Linked DNA regions of Homo sapiens: region 2 is linked to region 1. Evidence: read pairs that join two places in POLR2A ChIA-PET (ENCODE). Cell type or tissue: HepG2. All regions are shown on one strand. Each heading gives the region's core, and the rest is flanking DNA. Links, peaks and the distances in the headings are about the cores only.

Evidence for each region. ChIA-PET counts read pairs that join two places held together with the same protein. Peaks named below come from ENCODE experiments on the same cell type or tissue, not always from the same donor. Only the 100,000 strongest peaks of a DNase experiment are listed, where the experiment ranks them.
Region 2: POLR2A ChIA-PET joins it to region 1 with 5 read pairs; 1 of 35 experiments calls an interaction of 5 or more read pairs at or near these places.

What each region holds. Positions count from the first base shown.
Region 1 is chr5:5,411,040-5,418,067 of GRCh38, reverse strand. The region is part of intron 2 of LOC101929200 (a long non-coding RNA gene); the gene reads left to right. Among named protein-coding and RNA genes, the nearest start is that of ICE1, 8.1 kb to the left of the region's middle. In HepG2, for the core only: no CTCF peak of the experiment used is centred there; a DNase peak (open chromatin) is centred at 2,877.
Region 2 is chr5:5,022,204-5,029,231 of GRCh38, reverse strand. No RefSeq gene overlaps it. Among named protein-coding and RNA genes, the nearest start is that of LINC01020, 8.6 kb to the left of the region's middle. RefSeq lists enhancers at 2,474-2,553, 2,564-2,743, 2,754-3,143. In HepG2, for the core only: no CTCF peak of the experiment used is centred there; a DNase peak (open chromatin) is centred at 3,261; H3K4me3 peaks cover 1,243 bases.

The DNA.
Region 1 (7,028 bases), core at 906-5,905:
AGCTGTGCCAACAGATATACACAAGGAAACCAGAAGATAAGAGGTAGGAGAGGGGCCTGTGCCTCCCATTCTGTCCTGTCCGACTCCTGGTCCTGCTAGCGTCTTGCTATCCTTGCTTTCGCACCTGGCAGTGGCAGTTCATGAACAGAGCGGCATACGAATTGGGTCTGCAGTTTCTCTGACACACGCAGAGCCAGCCTCATAGCATCCCCTCGGAGATACCAGCAAAGTTGGTTTCCCAGCTCCACAGAGCCCTGAGTCCAAGAGCAGAGGCCTCAGCACCAGCCCAGAAGGTCCCTTCTTCATATGTCTGAGTGTGATTTCTGGGTGGCAGCTCCTCCACATTTCTGAGTTTTGCTCACTCCTTCCTCCTTCTTTTATTCTCTCCAGCCCAAGGTGTCAGCTGCTTCTTGCGGTGGCTCCTCCTGTGATATTTTAGTGTTTTGCTTTTACCTTTTCTCTCTTAAAATAATCTGGGTGTAATGTGGGTCTCCTGGCTGAGCTCTGCCCCAGTCCTGTGCGGAAGATGCTCTTCCGTCCCAAGGAGCTCGCTGCAGGAGAGAAGCCCACCCCACCAGCCTGTTCTTTGTTCTTGGACTATGACTCAAGCACTTTGGGAAGCCAGGTTACAAAGACTGCATCTTTTTCTCCTGATCCCTTCTCCTACCCCAAGCTTGGAGGGGTCACAAACAAGCTGGTGAATAAGGAAAATGTTGGAACAGAGGAAAAGCCTGTCTTGCCCCATTCCCACCCACCCACACCCATCTTGCTAGCGTCTAAGAACGGCCACCAGCTCCATGGGTAAGAAGCTAAGTTGAAGACAGGAAATAAGTGACAGCACATCACACTGGACTGTGTTGTCTCCGAGTGACTGGAAAGGCTAGGGTGTGTGCCCAAGACTGCATCTGGGGTAAGAAGGAGCCCAGAGGACAAATCCCACAGACAGCAATGATTTAAAAACCAAGACATGGAGGAAGTGACTTTATGATCATCTTCTGCTCAGTACTGCCCTTGCTGAGGCATGTGCAGCCCCTTCTCCTCCTCCTCCTCCTCCCCCTCCTTCCCCCTCCCTCCCCGTCCTCCTTCCCCTCTCCCTCCTCCTCACCCTCCTCCTCCTCTTCCTCTTCATCCTCCTCCTCCTTCTGACTCACCTCCCAATGAATTCCTCAGTTGTTGTGTGTGCCCAGCTCTCATCCTTCACAGTGCACAGCTCCAATCAGCCCCTCTGCAATATTGGGCTTGGCGTGCAAGTGGCACCCCCTTCCATCCTAGGCAGTAAATCCAACCAGTTCTCTAAGGTCCATTCAAGTCCAGTTTCTATGGGAAATGTCCTTGATAGAGTTTTGAATATCAAACTTTTTTGGTTTTTTTTTTTGGTATCATTCTTGGTCCTTCCCTTTTTTTCCTTTGTCTCCTCGCCACATATAAGCAGCATGAGTTCTGTTGGTAAGATAGCTGTCTGCCTGTCCCACCACAGCCATCATGGTCGCTGCCATCCCTGGCAGCCGGTTCTGTCCTGGGTCCTGCGAGGAGCATCTCCCTGCAGCACGATGCCTGCATGTGCCCCTGTTCTCCCACTTGCTAGGACCGAAAACTGAGGAGTTTGTCTGACTCCTCTTTACTCCCACGCCCTGTCACGGGGTCAGCCAGCCATAGTCAGCATGTGTGTGACTCCCAGCACCTCTCACTGTGTGCATCATCCTCTCCAGTCCTTGTGCCCTGACATCCGTGCCAGTGGGCAGAACCCACTCTACTTACTGTCATGTCCCCAACACCCAGACCGTGTCTCCTAAACATCAGTTACCAAGAAATGATTGCTGAATCAGTAAGCTGAGTGAATTAATACATTAATATGTTAAACAGCTGATATCTGGGTAAAAGTATAATCCAGTGAGGTTAAAAAGCAAAAGCTGCAGCAATCATGCTCCTTGGTCTTTACCGAGATGAGTTGAAACTTAACATCACACACAATCCTGCACATGAGTTGAAACTTAACATCACACACAGTCCTGCACATGAATATTTAAGCAGCTTTATTCAGAATTGTCAAAACATGGAAGAAAGCAAGATGTTCCTTTAGTAGGTGAATGGATAAATCAACTGGGATGCATGCAGACTGAATTAGTCTGTTCTCACACTACTATAAAGAACTGCCCAAGACTGGGTAATTTATAAAGGAAAGAGGTGTAATTGACTCACAGTTCCACAGGGCTGGGGAGGCCTCAGGAAACTTACAATCATGGAGGAAGGGGGAAGCAAACATGCCCTTCACATGGCAGTAGGAAAGAGAAGTGTCAAACAAATACGGGAAAAGCCCCTTATAAAACCCTCAGATCGTGTGTGAACTCACTATCATGAGAATAGCAACATGGGGGTAATCACCCTCGTGATTCAATTACCTCCCGCTGGGTCTCTCCCACAACACATGGGGATTATGTGAGCTACAATTCAAGATGAGGTTTGGGTGGGGACACATCCAAACCATATCACAAACCATGGAATATTATACAGTGCTAAAAAATAAATGAGCTCTCAAGCCATGAAAAGGCATGGGGAAACCTTAAATGAACATTACTAAGGGAAAGAAGTCAACCTGAAAAGGCTACATGCTGTGTCCTTCCAACTATATGGCATTCTAGAAAAGGGAAATGATAGAGACATTTTTAAAAAAAAAAAAAAGTGGTTTCCTTGGTTTGAGATAGGGGAGGAAGGGATGAACAGGCAGAAGGATTTTTAGGGCAGTGAAAGAATTCTGTATATCATAGCGGTGGATACATGTGTTACATTTGTCAAAACTCCTAAAATGTCCAACACTGAGTGAACCCCAATGTAGACTATGAACTTTGGCGTGACACGTAACAATGTGTCAGTGTAAACTCACTGGTTATAACAAACGTACCACTATGAGTGTGGTGTTGATAGTGGAGGAGGCTGTGCATGCATGGGGGCAGGTGGTATATGAGAACTCTGTCCTTTTTGCTTGATTTTGCCGTGAAAGTAAAACTGCTCTAAAAAATAAAGTCTCTTTGGAGAAAAAAAGACAACAAAAACCAAGAGCAAACTTCCAGGCAGTGGGAGTAATGACAGGAAGTCTCCCTATCTGGAGTGAATGTGGCATGTTAAAGCATCAGAAGTCAGCTCAGGTAACCCAGACTATAGTGAACAAGGAGCCACTTGGTATTGATTTACTTAAGAGGAGGGATGGGGCACAGGCCAGATCATGTAGAGTCTTGTAAGCCAGGGTAGAAAAGTTTTAGATCTTTGAAGAGGTTAAAGAAATGGAGTGGCATAATCTGACTTTACTTTAAACATATTTCATACTGCCTCTCATGGGAGATGGACTGGGACAAGGCAGCAGAAGAAGCCAGGACACCAGGGACCAGGCTGTGATCCAGGACACAGAGAATGGAGGCATGGCTGCAGTCCTGGCAGTGGAGTTAGATGGAAATAGAAGGAGCGAGGATCCCAAAGTGTATTCCAAAGAGGCTGTACTACATCCTACCAGCAGTATATATGAGTGTCCAATTCCTCCCCTTCCTTGCCAACACTAGATATAATCAGTCTCTTAATTTTAGCCAATTTAATATGAGTGTGGTAGTAATTCCTCTTGTGTATTTCCTTAATGCACACTTCCTCAATTTGCTTTTCTTTTTAATTAATTAATTAATTTTATTTTACTTTAAGTTCCAGGATACATGTGCAGAACGTGCAGGTTTGTTACACAGGTATACTTGGGCCATGGTGGTTTTGCTGCACCTATCAACCCATCATCTAGGTTTTAAGCCCCACATGTATTAGGTATTTGTTCTAATGGTCTCTGTCCCCTTGCCCCCCATCCCCGACAGGCTGTGGTGTGTGTTGTTCCCCTCCCTGTGTACATATAGTCTCATTGTTCAACTCCCACTTAGGAATGAGAACATGCGGTATTTGGTTTTCTGTTCCTGTGTTAGTTTGCTGAGGATGATGGCTTCCAACTTCATCCGTGCCCCTGCAAAGGACATGAACTCATTCTTTTTTATGGCTGCATAGTATTCCATAGTGTATGTGTACCACATTTCTTCATCCAGTCTGTCATTAATGGGCATTTGGGTTGGTTCCATGCCTTTGCTATCGTAAATAGTGCTGCAATAAACATACGAGTGCATGTGTCTTTATAGTAGAATGATTTATATTCCTTTGGGTATATACCCAGTAATGGGATTGCTGGGTCAAATGGTATTCGTGGTTCTAGATCCTCAATGAATCACACCACACTGTCTTCCACAGTGGTTGAACTAATTTACATTCCCACCAGCAGTGTAAAAGCATTCCTATTTCTCCACAGCCTCACCAGCATCTATTGTTTCTTGACTATTTAATACTCACCATTCTGACTGGCGTGAGATGGTATCTCATAGTGCTTTTGATTTGCATTTCTGTAATGATCAGTAATGATGAGCTTTTTTTCATATGTTTGTTGGCCACATAAATGTCTTCTTTTGAGAAGTGTCTGTTCATATCCTTTGCCCACTTTTTTATGGGTTTTTTTTTTTTCTTGTAAATTTGTTTAAGTTCCTTGTAGATTCTGGATATTAGACCTTTGTCAGATGGGTAGATTGCAAAAATTTCTCCCTTTCTGTAGATTGCCTGTTCACTATGATGCTAATTTCTTTTGCTGTACAGATGCTCTTTAATTTAATTAGATCCCATTTGGCAATTTTGGCTTTTGTTGCAATTGCTTTTGGTGTTTTCATCATGAAGTCTTTGCCCATGCCTATGTCTGGAATGGTATTGCCTACATTTTCTTCTAGGGTTTTTATGGTTTTGGGTTTTACATTTAAGTCTTTAATCCATCTTGAATTAATTTTTGTATAAGGTGTAAGGAAGGGGTCCAATTTCAGTTTTCTGCGTATAGCTAGCCAGTTTACCATTTATTAAACATTGCTTGTTTTTGTCAGATTTGTCGACGATCAGATGGTTGTAGATGCATGGTGTTATTTTCTGAGGTCTCTGTTCTGTTCTGTTGATCTATATGTCTGTTTTGGTACCAGTAGCTGCTGTTTTGGTTACTGTAGTCTTGTAGTATAGTTTGAAGTCAAGTAGCATGATGCCTCCAGCTTTGTTCTTATTGCTTAGGATTGTCTTTGCTATATGGGCTCTTTTTTGGTTCCATATGAAATTTAAAGTAGTTTTTTTTTCTAATTCTGTGAAGAATGTCAATGGTAGCTTGATGGGAATAGCATTGAATCTGTAAATTAATTTGGGCAGTATGGCCATTTTCACAATATTGATTCTTCCTATTCATGAGGATGGAATGTTTTTCCACTTGTTTGTGTCCTCTCTTATTTCCTTGAGCAGTGATTTTTAGCTCTCCTTGAAGGGGTCCTTCATGTCCCTTGTAAGCTGCATTCCTAGGTATTTTATTTTCTTTGTAGCAATTGTGAATGGGGGTTCATTCATGATTTTGCTCTCTGCTTGTCTATTGTTGGTGTATAGGAATGCTTGGGAGTTTTGTAAATGTTTAACATACATGTATTATATGATGCAAACATCCCACTTCTACATATTGACCCAAGATAAATGAAGACATTTGACTATATAAGATTCGTACTGGCTGGGCATGGTGGCTCATGCCTGTAATCCCAGCACTTTGGGAGGCCAAAGTGGGTGGATCATCGCAGATCAGGAGTTTAAGCCAGCCTGGCTAACATGGGAAAACCTCATCTCTACTAAAAATACAGAAATTAGAGGGGTGTGGTGGTGTGCACCTGTAGTCTCATTTACTCTGGAGGTTGAGGCAGGAGAACTGCTTGAACCCAGGAGGCAGAAGTTGCAGTAAGCTGAGATCGCACCACTGCACTCCAGCCTGGGTGACAGAGCGAGACTCCATCTCAAAAAAAAAAAAAAAATTAATACTCATGGGAACTTTATATGTAATAGCCAGAACTTGAAATCAAGCCAAATGTTAACTGGTGAATGGCTAAACAAACTGGTGAATGGCTAAACAAACAAATGTTAATGGGCAAATGGCTAAGCAAACTGTGACATTCATATTTTATTGTGGAATTGTATTGCATTCTATTGATAGTATGCAAACAGTTTCCCAATAAAGAATGAATGAATTATTGATATATGCTACAAAATTATTGAATCTTATGCTGCATGAAAGAAGCCAATAAAAAAGAGTACATACCATGTGATTTCATTTACGTAAAATTCTAAAAAATGCAAACTAATATATAGTGACAGGAAGCATATCAGTGGTAGCCTGGGGATAGTAGGGAGAAGCAAGAAAGAGGGGTTACAGAAAGTCCCAAGGAAACTTTTGCAGATGATGATATGTTCATTATCTTAATTATGGTGCTCATTTCACGGGCATATACATATGTCAAAACTTATCAAGTTGTGCACTTTAAATATGTGGGGTTTATTATATGTCAATTATACTTTAATAAAGATGTTAAATAGAAAGTAAATGCAAGGTAATGACAGGGAATTTCAAATAAAATAACTGAAAAAAAAAAGAAGAAGGAGTGAGGATTCATGCAGTTATTGCCAGCAAGGCAGTCATGGGGATTACATGTAGAATTAAGGAAAATCATCATGAGCGACTCCTGAGATTCCAGCTTGAACCACTAGAAAGTAAGAGTACAGAAGGGGTGGGAAGTTGTCATCCTGAACTGGGAATGAAGAGTCAGCTTTAGGCAGGAAATTGAGATGTGTTACTTCAAAGATACCTGTAACTCAGAGGAGATTGTTTACTTTCTTTCTAGATTTAACAAAGAAAGATCACACAGCTCTTACAGACGTGGAGACTTGGAAGTTCAAGGTTTAGGGGCTACATCTGGTGAGGGCCTTCTTGCTGGTAGAGACACACTGTAGAGGTCCAAGGCAGTGCAGAACATCACATGGTAGGGACTCAGCAGAGATGGCGAAATTGGCTCTTAGTATAGATCTGTTCTTCTGAAAACCAACCCGTGCCCTCTATAACCCATTAATCCAGGACTAGATTACTCCACTCACCTCTTAAAGACTCCACCTCTTTTTCT
Region 2 (7,028 bases), core at 695-5,694, 390 kb after region 1:
AATACGCTTTATTTCTTTCTCTTGCCTGATTGCCCTGGCTAGAACTTCCAAAACTATGTTGAATAGGAGTGGTGAGAGAGGTCATCCTTGTCTTGGGCCAGTTTTCAAAGGGAATGCTTCCAGCTTTTGCCCATTCAATATGATATTGGCTGTGGGTTTGTCATAAATATCTTTTATTATTTTGAGATATGTTCCATCAATACTTAGTTTATTGAGAGTTTTTAACGTGATGGGATGTTTAATTTTATCAAAGGCCTTTTCTGTATCTATTGAAATAATTATGCGGTTTTTATCTTTGGTTCTGTTCATGTTCTGGATTACGTTTATTGATTTGCATATGTTGAACCAGCCTTGCATCCCAGGGGTGAAGCTTACTTGTTCGTGGCGGATAAATTTTTTTGATGTGCTGCTGGATTCAGTTTGCCAGTATTTTATTGAGAATTTTCACATTGATGTTCATCAGGTATATTGGCCTGAAGTTTTCTTTATTCATTTTGTCTCTTCCTGGTTTTGGTATCAGGATGATGCTGGCTTCATTAAATGAGTTAGGGAGGAGTCCCTCCTTTTCAATTATTTGGAATAATTTCAGAAGGAAGGGTACCAGCTCCTCTCTGTGCCTCTGGTAGAATTTGGATATAAATCTGTCTGGTCCTGGGCTTTTTTTTTTGGTTCTAGGTTCTTAATTACTGCCTCAGTTACAGAACCTGTTATTCGTCTATTCAGGGATTCAACTTCTTCCTGATTTAGTCTTGGGCAGGTGTATGTGTCCAGGAATTTATCGATTTCTTATAGATTTTCTAGTTTATTATGTAGAGGTGTTTATAGTATTCTCTGATGGTAGTTTGTATTTCTGTGGGATCATTGGTGATATACCCTTGATCATTTTTTATTGTGTCTATTTGATTCTTCTCTCTTTTCCTCTTTATTAATCTAACTAGCGATCTATCTAATGTTTTTTTTTTTTTTTCCCAGAAAACCAGCTCCTGTATTCATTGATTTTTTGGAGGGTTTTTTGTGTCTCTATCTCCTTCCATTCTGCTCTAATTTTAGATATTTCTTGTTTTCTGCTAGCTTTTGAATTAGTTTGCTCTTGCCTCTCTAGCTGTCTAATTGTGATGTTAGGGTGTTGATTTGAAATCCTTTTTCTTTAAAAATGTTGAATATTGGCCCCTAATCCCTTCTGGCTTGTAGAGTTTCTGCTGAGAATTCTGCTGTTAGTCTGATGGGCTTCCTTTTTTAGGTGACCTGGCCTTTCTCTCTGGCTGCCCTTAACATTTTTTCCTTCATTTCGACTTTAGAGAATCTGATGATTATGCATCTTGGGGTTGATCTTGTGGTGGAGTATCTTAGTAGTGTTCTCTGTATTTTCTGAATTTGCATGTTGGCTTGTCTTACTAGGTTGGGGAAGTTCTCCTGGATAATATCCTAAAGTGTGTTTTCCAGCTTGTTTCCATTCCCCTTGTCTCCTTCAGGTACTCCAAACAATCATAGGTTTGATCTTTTTATGAAGTCTTATATTTCTTGGAGGCTTTGCTCATTCCTTTTCATTCTTTTTTCTCTAATCTTGTCTGCATGCCTTATTTCAGCAAGGTGGTCTTCAAACTCTGATATCCTTTCTTCTGCTTGGTTGATTCGGCTATTGTTACTTGTGTATGCTTCACAAAGTTCTTGCGCTGTGTTTTTCAGCTCCATCAGGTCATTTATGTTCCTCTCTAAACTGGTTATTCTAGTTAGCAGCTCCTCTAATCTTTTATCAAGGTTCTTAGCTTCTTTGCATTGGGTTAGAACATGCTCCTTTAGCTCACCATATTTTTTTGTTACCCATCTTCTGAAGCCTACTCCTGTCAATTCATCCATCTCATCCTCCATCCAGTTCTGTGCTCTTGCTGGAGAGACCCTGTGTTCATTTGGAGAAGAGGCACTCCCGCCTTTTGGGTTCTCAGCATTTTTTCATTGATTCTTTCTCATCTTCATGAGTTTGTCTAGTTTTGATTTTTGAGGTTGCTGACCCTTGGATGGAGTTTTTGTGGGGGCTTTTTTTTTTGTTAGTGGTGATGCTGCTGCTGTTGTTGCTTTCTATTTGTTTGTTTTTCTTCCAATGGTCAAGTCCCTCTTCTGCAGGGCTGCTGCAGTTTGCTGGGGGTTCACTTCAGGCCCTACTCATCTGGCTTACTCCAACACTGGAGAACAGCAAAGATAGGTGCCTACTCCTTCTTCTGGGATCTTTGACCTCAAGGGGCACCAACCTAATACCAGTAGGATCGATCCTGTATAGGGTGTCTGACAACACCTGTTGGAGAGTCTCATCCAGTTGGGTGGGATGGGGAACAGGACCCATTTAATGAAGCTCTTTGACTGTCCCTTGGTGGAGGGTGTGTACCTCGCTGGGGGAAACCCACTCATCTGGGCTGTCTGGATTCCTCAGAACTACCAGGAGGAAAGCCTAAGTCTGCTGGTCCACAGAGACTGTGGCCACCCATCCCCCAGAGGCTCAGGCCCAGAGAGATCCAGGTTCTGTTCCTGAGCCTCTGGCTGGAGTTATTGGAGTTTCTGCAGGGAAGCCCTGCCCAGTGAGGAAGGATGAGTCAGGGTCAGGCCTGAAGAGGCACTCCACTGCTGACTGCCACAGCCGGCGTGTTGGGCTGTTGGGGACTCATCTTGGGACCAAGCAGTCCAGCCTCCCTGGTGCCAGCAGGGGAAAAGCGCAGCCTGGAGCTATAGAGATAGATGCTGCCCTTCCTCCTCCCAGGGAGCTTAGCTTGTTAGGCGGTTGTGGGTCCCAGTGCTGGCTGCTGCCCCTCACCCAAGGAGCTCAAATGGTGTAGACAGCAGGCAACTGAAGCTCTGGTGCTGGTCGCCCCTCCCCCCGGGAGATCAGTCGGCTTCAGCAGATTCCAGCTGAGAGGCTGTTGAGAATCTGTGCAGCTCTGGGGTTGGGGGATGCCAGGCCTTGGTGGCCTGGGTTTGTGAGTAAGATCTTCTGATCCATGGGTTGCACAGTTCCGTGGAAAAAGCACGTTTTCCCCGTGAAGGACTAAGTGGCTAAGTTGGCTGGACTTCCTGAGTCAACAGGGACTTCCCTAAGGGGACTTTCCCCTAAGCCAAAATAAGTCATAGCTGCAAGCTAAGGGACTGAAACTTCAACCAATCATATAGGGAGTTTAAGCTCTAGCTGCAGCCTGACGTTTTTAACCAATCAGGCCCGCCAACCCACAAGCAGATAGAAAATAAGCTAATTCTATAGGACAGAAAAAGGAAAAGGGGAGGGGTCATGAGGGGATATAAGCATAAGACACCCAAGCCAGAAACTGCTACCCTTCCCGGTTCCCTTCCACCAAGTGGAAGCTTTACTTTCGCTTTTGCTTTACTTTTGCTTTCGCTTTAGTAAATCTTGCTGCCACACACTCTTTGGGTCCGCGCGTTTCTCCAATCGAGCTGTAACACTCACCGCTGTGGTCCAAGGCTTCATTCCTAGAAGCCCGTGAGACCATGAGCCGACTGAGAAAAACCTTCGATTGGAAGAAGACTTCTCGTCTCACCCGGCTGGGTAGCACATTCACTCACCACCTCCCTTGGCTGTGGGGAGGGGCTTCCATGCCCTGTGTGGCTCTCGGGTGGGCTGTCGCACCACACTGCTCTTCCTTTCTCTTCACGAATCACGCAAGCCTCCTAGTCAGTTCTGATGAGATAACCTGGATATCTTGGTTGCCGGTGAAGGATTTACATGCTTATTATGGTTTTTTTGTTGTTGTTGTTGTTTGGTTTTTTTTTTGATGGGAGCCTCAGATCGCCGCTGTTGCTAATCATCCATCTTGGCCCTGCCCCCACATTTCTGCAAATTTAAATATGAGATTTGTCCCCTTAGGTGCACAGTCCAGACCCCATCCAGTCCAGCTCCTTTTAAAGCCACATGGAAAGTCAGCTGAGAATGGTTTGGGAGCCCAGGCTGCGCTGTCTTCCTCCCTGGCCTATCCCTGATAACTCCTACTATTGAAACGAGCCTCTAATCTGGTCTTCTGTATTCTGTTTAATGTCTTGGATGCTTCTTTTTTTTTTTTTTTTCTTAGCTTCTCCAGACTGATGCTTCCTTCCTCTCAGGGGTCTTCCTGTTCCTTCATTCACCTTTTCTCCATCACTTCCTCCCCATCACCGCCACCAGGTGACATCCCACAACCAGCACAGCCTCACTGATCCCATGGATCACAGGTGCTAGGCAAAATCTTGCTCAATAGAAAACTCACTCTTGGTGATAACTCACTGTTCTATTTCATCTGTTCCGTTGGAGCTGGGAGCTCAGTGAGCACTTGCAAGGAAGCTGGTGTTGGGCATCTTGTCCATTTTTAAGGATGAAAATTTGCCCAGTTTTTGGGTAAACACAGGCCAGCTGTCCTGGGATGACAAAAAGTCCACCATCCCATGACTTTCATGTAGGTTTGGGTTTTTCATATTATTTGGGTCTTTACCTTGGTTCCTGACTCACAGATTCAGATCATGTTCACTTCTTTGGTTAATCACAGTGTGATTAGCGAGGGTCAAATGCAGGTGTATGCGCTCATTGTAAGCCCCGTGAGTGTGGTGATGTACCAACCCCACGACAGGGGTAAAATGGTCTTAATTTACAAATGAGGAAACTGAAGGAGGCACAGAGATTTCACAATGGGGCTAGAAAGACTTTCCTGCACCAATACCCTCAATCAAGCTATACAAGGCTTTCTAAACAAACCACAACAAATATCTCACTCATTTAGATCCAGACATTCTCAGAGGCGATCATTTGTAGCCATAGAGTAAACAGTGCGGGGAGAGGCAACGATCTTGTCTGGGGTCTGGATCTTCCATCCTGTACCTAAACTGTGTGGTTCTCCATGTTGGGTTTCAGGAGACGGCACTGAGGAAGAAAGCTAAGAGGGTTGTCTTGACTTCCAAATAACGGGATGGAATAGATGGCATAAAGTTGAAAATGTGAATAAACAGGTGGCCTTCTTCCCTCTGTGTGTCTCTGTGACACTTCTCACTTTATAAGGAAAAGAGTCATTGCATTTAGGGCCCACTTTAATCCAGCATTGCCTCATCTTAACTTGATTAAGTTTTCAAAATCCCTGTGTCCAAATAAGAGCACATTCACAGGTACTGGGGATTCGGACTTGAACACGTCTTTTTAGGGTGACACAATTCAACCCCCTATAATGAAGGAGAAAGGAGGTGATATACAAACACAAGATGAAAGCTCTGTCTCCAATCCCCTGTGGTTAGAAAAGTGTCAGATTCCTTTATGGAATAGGATTGGCCATGAAATAAGACCATGCCCACAAGAGACAGTTGGCTAATTCTCTACGTTAATTACAAATCCGTCTGCATATTGGAAAATTTTCACTTCAGTTGAGCCCCTTGTGTCCATATTGTAGACTCAAAGAATTCCACCAGAAGATGAAAACCACACACACTTGAATTAGTTCTATCAAACCAGTGTTTCTGATTGCTCACAGCTGCCTGATGGTAGCTACAGGAGTCCAGCAGATCTTGCTCTTTCACCTCCCTTACTACATTAATTCAAATTAATTAGTTAATTAGCCACTCAGTTGGATGCTTTGTCAAGCACCAAGCTAAATACTTAAAGGGAAGTTTGAATCCCCTTGTATTTCACTTATGTCATGAAAAACACACAAACACAAACAGAAAAAAAAAAACTATTTGAGGATATTTTCCCTTTGGTGTTTCATATTAGGTGAGTGGTTGGGATGATGTCAAAAGGTCTTTGTGAATGTCACACACGTGCTGGATTTTGCAGTGTACACAAGACATCTACGCGAGGCTTTTAGTTCTAAAGGATCCCCACAAGTTATTCAGAGACTAAGAAATAGTTAGATCAATGTCCTTTGGCATCCATTTTAACTCCCAACACACGTTACACTTTTCTATATATTTGAATCTGTTTTACATTTTTTAGATAATATTTGTAGTTCTCTTAAAAAAAATACCTAATTCTCATTAAAATCTCTCTAGTTAGTACTTTTTCTGGGAGAGGATTTTGAATTTTTTTAACGCAGTTGTGATATTGGAACTATGTTTTTATAAATAGGTGTATCTGGGTTTTCATTTAAATAATTTTTATTACAAAAATAATGACATGCTATTTTGAAATACCTCCTTGCAATACTTTTTATCCCATTATTATTTGCTTCTTGACTTTGTTCACTGAGTAAATTATTTGCTTCTTGACTTTGTTCAGCATATAATTTGCAACACAATAATTACTGTGTTATATATACTAATCTACATAACCACTCATGTTTAGAAAAACAATTTCATAGGCCACAATTATTTTAAAAAATATTTCTTCATGTAAGAAATAATGTTAACCCATTGTCATTTTCTAGATGGCAGTTATTTTAATACCATTTCTTAACTAATCTATATATTGCCTTAACTAATTTATATATTCCTCCCTTCATTTGAAATTCTGTCTTCATTAAATATTAAGTTGCCATGTGTACTTGGTATGTAGCTGGGCTCCTTGCTCTATCAGTCTATCTTTTAATTCTTCTTTAGTATGAACGGTTTTAGTTACTGCTGCTTTATTTTATATAATATTATTGAGTGGCAAGGTCCTGTTCTCCCTGTGTTCAGAATGTTCCTGCCTAGTTCTGAATTATCCAGAAGACTGAATTTTCAACTTCCAAAAATGGTGGAAATTTTGATTGCGATTTCCTTTAATTTACATAGTTACGTGAAGAAATCAATATACTTAACATACTGTCTTAAGTACCAAATCTACTCTTAATTTATTCGAATATTTTCTGTTTTCAGAAAGATTTTTATAGGTTTACACATGTAGTTATTTGTATATCTGGTTCATTTATGGCTTTAGAGGAATTTTTTAGGACTTTGGTTTCTATCAATGGCATGGCTGCAATTGTAACCTAGGCCTTCAAGATTCCCCTTTTCTGGGGCTCATATGTATATTCATTTTATATAGAGGATGATGATGGGCCAGTGTTGCAAGACATATTTTACTGAAAGATTCATAT